Regions from separate parts of the Homo sapiens genome. Here region 2 is linked to region 1. Evidence: read pairs that join two places in POLR2A ChIA-PET (ENCODE). Cell type or tissue: Panc1. All regions are shown on one strand. Each heading gives the region's core, and the rest is flanking DNA. Links, peaks and the distances in the headings are about the cores only. Region 1 overlaps CSNK2A1 (casein kinase 2 alpha 1). Region 2 holds the start of SCRT2 (scratch family transcriptional repressor 2).

Region 1 (2,903 bases), core at 292-2,791:
CTTCCCGCTTCAGCCTTCCTAAGTATTGGGATTACAGTCATGAGCCACCATGCCTGGCCTAATTTTTAAATTATTTTTGTAGAGATTGGGGGTTGCACTCTGTTGCCCAGGCTGATCTCAAACTCCTGGACTCAGACAATCCTTTGCCTTGGCCTTTCAAAGTGTTGGGATTACAGGCATGAGCCACGGGCTCAGCACGAGCATTTTTAAAGACTCAATTGGTATTGTGGATCCTCTTTGTTTCATATTTCTTTGATTGCTGCTTTTCCCGTTTTTTTCCTTCTAGTTTCTCTGGGCTTCTGTTTTCAAATTTATTGAGATATGTGTAAGTTCTTAATTTTTAGTTTGCTTTTCTAAGTTCAAGTTTATGAATTTTTATTTTCGAATCAGGGCCTTGCTATGTCGCCCAGGCTAGAGTGCAGTGGCATAATCACAGCTCACTGCAGCCTCCACCTCCTAGGCTCAAGTGTTCCTCCCATCTCAGACTCCTGAATAGTTGGACCACAGGTGCATGCCACCACACCTGGCTTTTTTTTTTTTTTTTTTTTTTTAATAGTTTTAAGTTAAAAAAATAGAGACAGGGTCTCACTATGTTGCCTAGGCTGGTCTCCAAACTCCTGAGCTCAAGCAATCCTCACACCTTGGCCTCAGCCTCCCAAAGTGTTGGGATTACAGGCATTAGCCACTGTGCACAGCCTAATTATTATTATTTTTTTTTTCTTTTTTTTTTTTTTTTTGAGATGGAGTCTCGCTCTGTCGCCCAGGCTGGAGTGCAGTGGCACGATCTCGGCTCACTGCAAGCTCTGCCTCCCGGGTTCACGCCATTCTCTTGCCTCAGCCTCCTGAGTAGCTGGGATTACAGGCGCCCGCCACCATGCCCAGCTAATTTTTGTATTTTTAGTAGAGACGGGGTTTCACCATGTTAGCCAGGGTGGTCTCGATCTTCTGACCTCGTGATCCGCCCGCCTCAGCCTCCCACAGTGCTGGGATTACAGGCGTGAGCCACTGCGCCCAGCCGATTTTTAAAATTTTTATTTTTATAGAGGCGAGGTCTCGCCATGTTGCCCAGGCTGGTCTCGAACTCCTAGATTCAAGTAATCCACTCACCTCAGCCTCCCAAAGTGCTGGGATTACAGGCATGAGCAACCACACCTGGCCTAAGTTTATAAATTTCTAAGTCCTGCTTTAATTGTATCCCACGTTTTGAAATATCGTATTTTTATGAACAAACTCTCTATAGCCTATGTTTTTTTTTATTTAAAATTTATTGATTGATTGATTTTGAGGCAGAGTGTCTGTCAGCCAGGTTGGAGTGCAACACTGTGATCATAGCTCACTGAAGCCTCAAACTCCTAGGTTCACATGATCACTTCAGCCTTCTGAGTAGCTAGGACACAGGTGCATGCACCATACTTAGCTAACTTTTAAATTTTTCTGTAGAGATGGTAGTCTTGCTGTGTTGCCCAGGCTGGTCACGAACTCAGCCTCAAGCCATCTTTCCTCTTCAGTCTCCCAAAGTGCAGGGACCCCTGAGCTGTGCCCAGCTCTTAATTTCTAATTGATACATAATTGTACATATTTATGGGATATATTGTGATGTTTCAGTGCATGTATACATCGTGTATATAATATATACCCCATGTTTTAGATGTATCTCTTTTTTTTTTTTTTTTTTTTTTGAGATGGAGTCTCCGTCACCCATGCTGGAGTGCCCACTGCAACCTCCACCTCCTAGGTTCAAGCGATTCTCCAGCCTCAGCCTCCTGAGTAGCTGGGATTATAGGCACCCGCCACCACACCCAGCTAATTTTTGTGTTTTGTTGTTGTTGTTGTTTTTAAGTAGAGATGAGGTTTCGCTGTGTTGGCCAGGCTGGTCTCAAACTCCTGACCTCAAGTGAGCCACCACACCTGGCCTAGATGTATCTCTTTTATTTATTTGTTTATTAATTTTTTTTTTTTTTTTTTTGAGAAGGAGCCTCCCTCTGTCTCCCAGGCTGGAATGCAATGGCGTTATCTTGCTACAACCTTCGCCTCTCGAGAGTTTCAAGCGATTCCCCTGCCTCAGCCTCTAAGAGCAGCTGGGACTACAGGCACGCACCACCACACCCAGCTCATTTTTGTATTTTTAGTAGAGATGGGTTTCACTGTACTGGCCAGGGTGGTTTTGAGCTCCTGACCTCAGGTGATCTGCCCACCTCAGCCTCCCAAAGTGCTGGGATTACAGGCGTGAGCAGCTGCACCCGGCCTAGATGTATCTCTTTTAGACAGCATGTGATAGAATTTTTTTCCTTTTTTTAAATTTTTTTTTAAATTAATACACAGTAAAATTGACTCCTTTTTGTGTATACTGTTCTATGAATTTTAATACATACATAGATTCAAGTAACTACCATCACAACTGGGACATAGAATAGTTATATCACCTTCTGCATGTTACCCTTGGTAACATACCTAGCCTCCCACCCCTAATCTCTAGCAACCACTGTTCTGTTCTGAGTTACTACAGTTTTTTTTTTTTTTTTTTTTTTTGAGATGGAGTCTTGCTCTGTCGCCCAGGCTGGAGTGCATTGGCGTGATCTCAGCTCACTGCAAGCTCAGCCTCCCGAGTAGTTGGGACTACAGGCGCCCACCACCGCTCCCGGCTAATTTTTTATATTTTTAGTAGAGACGGGGTTTCACCGTGTTAGCCAGGATGGTCTCGATCTCCTGACCTTGTGATCCATCCGCTTCGGCCTCCCAAAGTGCTGGGATTACAGGCGTGAGCCACCGTGCCCAACCTCACTACAGTTTTATCTTTTCGTGAATGTCATATAAATGAAATCAAACATTATGTAATATTTTGAGACTGGCTTATTTCATTCAGCATACTGCCTCTGAGATTCATCAAAGTTATTGTGTGTGTA
Region 2 (2,903 bases), core at 229-2,728, 150 kb before region 1:
GCTCGGGACCGCTTTCCCTCCGTTCCCCTCGGCTTCCCCCTCTCTTTTGCACTTTTCTTTCCCTTTCTTTGCATCCCTGGGGGGGTTTCCTTTTTGTGTGCCTGGATTTCTCTTTTCCTCCCGTGGGTGTGTGTGTGTTGCTACTTCTCTCCATCTCTGTCTTTCTTCTCTCTCTGTTTCTCTCTTGTGTCTTTTTGTCCTTATCTTGGTCTCTCTGCTTCTATTTCTACCTCTCTCAGCGTGTGCGTCTCTCTTTCCCTGTATGTCTCTGTCTTTCTCCGAGTCTCTCTTCTTCTCCCCGCCCCCCTCACTCCCCTTTCTCCGTCCCTCTCTGTCTCTGCGCCTTTCTCGCCCTCACTTTCTCCCCTCCTGCCTGCTCCGGGCCTGCCCCCACCGCCGCCGGTTCAGGGGAACGTGTGCGGAGCGATTGTCCTGGGGGACATTTGATGGATTAGAGCGCCGAGCGGTTCCATTGCTAGGGGACCACCTGATCTCCAGCCTGCGTCCCATATAAAGCCGGCAGCCGGAGTGCTGAGCGCAGCTCCCGCGATCCCCTGTCTGCGCGCCGCCGCCGCCAAGCCCGAGCCCGAGCCGGGGCCGCCGCCACCGGTGCCGGCTCCGAGCGGCCTCCCGCGCTCCAGCCCGCTGGGAGCTGTCCAGTGCTGAAAACCCGCGCGGACACAGCCGATCGCGCCCGGCCGGCCGCCTCCCCGCACCGAGCCCCGCGCCGGCCGCGCCATGCCGCGCTCCTTCCTGGTAAAGAAGATCAAAGGGGACGGCTTCCAGTGCAGCGGGGTGCCGGCCCCCACCTACCACCCCTTGGAGACAGCCTACGTGCTGCCTGGCGCCCGGGGGCCTCCCGGGGACAACGGTGAGTGGGACCCGGCGGGGGCGGGGGGTTGGGAGAAGAGGCGAGGGGAGCTGGGGCCCTCCCCAGCTTGGGCCACGAGGAGGGGCGCGTGCGACAGGAAACCCCCGGGAGGAGATCTCTCTGGCCGTGGGCTCCTCCCGGGCTTTCCAAGGGCCGTGCGGGCGGGGCAGGGGCTAGGTCGTACAAAGGGAAAGTCGCGGGGTCGGCCCATCCCGCAGCCACGCGCCAGCCGGGACTTTGAAAGTTGTGGCCCTCAAATAGGGCTAGAGTGAGGGGGTGGCAAGAGAACACAGACGGGGCTGCTCGTGAAAGGCCAGCGCTGGGCACTGAGGCACAAGGCACTTTGAGGGTTCCCTCTCCCCCGTTGAGGAAGAGAAGCTGGCTGCCCGGGAAGGGGGAAGGTAAAGAGCCCTGGATGTTCAGTCCCTGGAGAGACAGGGTTGGTTCCCTGGGGGTGGCTGGGGGCGCCCTCCCTCCCTTCAAACCTGCTCCCCTGCCGATGTCACACAAGTGCTCTCAGACCCCCTCTCTCAATAACTCTTTTGTTACCCTCAGCCACATGCCTGCCAAAGGCTGGGCCTGTCCTGGGGACTGCAAGAAAGAGAGGATTTCTGGGAGGGGTTCCCCCAAAGTGGCTCCTGGTCCCCTGGATTGCACTCCTTCCCCATCCCCAGCTTCTCAACCCCCTCCAGAACCAACCCTGCTGCTCCTCGTAAGCCCCCTCCTCACTACACATACACACACACACACACACACACACACACACACACACACACACACTCCATCTCTTCTCAGAACAAGTTCCTGCAGGGACAAGGGTTTGAGGAACAAGAGAAGTCATTCAGGTGCAGAAGGGGGTGATCTCTGGAAGGCAGGGGAAAGTGGAGACTGCTTCTGTGGATCCCATCCTCCACCAAGGGGATCACAAAGGGGTTCTCCCCTGATGGCCCCCACCAGGGCAGGTGTCTGAAGAGGAGGTGTCCCTTTGGTAGTGAGAGATCTGACATCACATGTGGCAGCTTTGGGTTGTGTGTGTGTGTGTGTGTGTGTGTGTGTGTGTGTGTGTGTGAGAGAGAGAGAGAGAGAGAGATGGGGGTGGGGAAAGAGAGAGAGAGAAAGAGGGAGATTGAGAGAGGAGAAAAGAAAGGACTGAGGATGAGGGGGGAACTGAGATGGCAAAGACAGGAGCCTGGGAGGATGGGGGCTTCCACCTCTGGGATTTCCAAGCACTTCACCCACATTCCATCACTCTGCCACACCAGGTAGAGAGAGAGAGAGTGCTGGGCAAAGGGCTTTGTGACCTCATCAAGGTCAAAGAAGTTACAGAGTGATCAGGGATACAGCTACAGCCCCTCATCCACTGGCATCCCCCAGACCCTTAACAGAAACCCCTTCTCCTCTGCCCACATGTCCCTTATTCTACTGTCCTCTTTTCTTGATCACAGGGCCTCTTGAGGTGGAGGTCAGAAGCCCAGGGACATGGCTGAGCAGGGCTGAGGGCTGGCAGGACAGAGGGTGGACCTGGGGCCATGCCAAAGCTGGAGAGTGTGCGCTCAAAGCTGGTAGAAACTGAAATATCTGCAAGCTTGGGATATGGATCTCTTAAGGGACTGACACTGACACAAAGCTCTGGGATTCCACCCCCTGAAGCCCCGTTGGTCCTGTCCCCAGGCCAGCTGAGGAAACCCAGAGAAGCCCAGAGAATTTCCCATGCACAGCCAAAACTGCAGGCTGTTCCTCAGGAGGGAGGCAAGAGAATGCCTTGCCTTGAATTCAGTCCAAAAAAAAGCTTTGAAAGGAGCCCCTGAGTGAATAGTGGGAAGCAGGGCGGGTGCAGAGCCACCAGCAGGGTGTTTCTGCAGAGGTTCCACCGGGTTTAACACCCTAGAACCACCTCTGTCTTTGTCCCCTTCCCCATGGGTCTCCAGACCAACTCCCTCACCTCTCAGGAATCCTGAGGCTGTGCTGATAGCCAGAAACCTGGCCTGAAATTTGGAGGCCTGGGCTCTAGATCTCTCACATGCTGTGTGAC

The links. Peaks named below come from ENCODE experiments on the same cell type or tissue, not always from the same donor. Only the 100,000 strongest peaks of a DNase experiment are listed, where the experiment ranks them.
Region 2: POLR2A ChIA-PET joins it to region 1 with 16 read pairs; 2 of 35 experiments call an interaction of 5 or more read pairs at or near these places.

The regions. Positions count from the first base shown.
Region 1 is chr20:523,485-526,387 of GRCh38, reverse strand. The region is part of intron 2 of CSNK2A1 (casein kinase 2 alpha 1); the gene reads left to right. Among named protein-coding and RNA genes, the nearest start is that of CSNK2A1, 19 kb to the left of the region's middle. In Panc1, for the core only: no CTCF peak of the experiment used is centred there; no DNase peak of the experiment used is centred there.
Region 2 is chr20:673,437-676,339 of GRCh38, reverse strand. It overlaps SCRT2 (scratch family transcriptional repressor 2), which reads left to right and starts at 538. Exons shown (of 2, transcript NM_033129.4): 1 at 538-871. The coding sequence starts at 739. RefSeq lists a silencer at 589-668 and an enhancer at 2,797-2,903. In Panc1, for the core only: no CTCF peak of the experiment used is centred there; no DNase peak of the experiment used is centred there; H3K4me3 peaks cover 197 bases; H3K27me3 peaks cover 940 bases.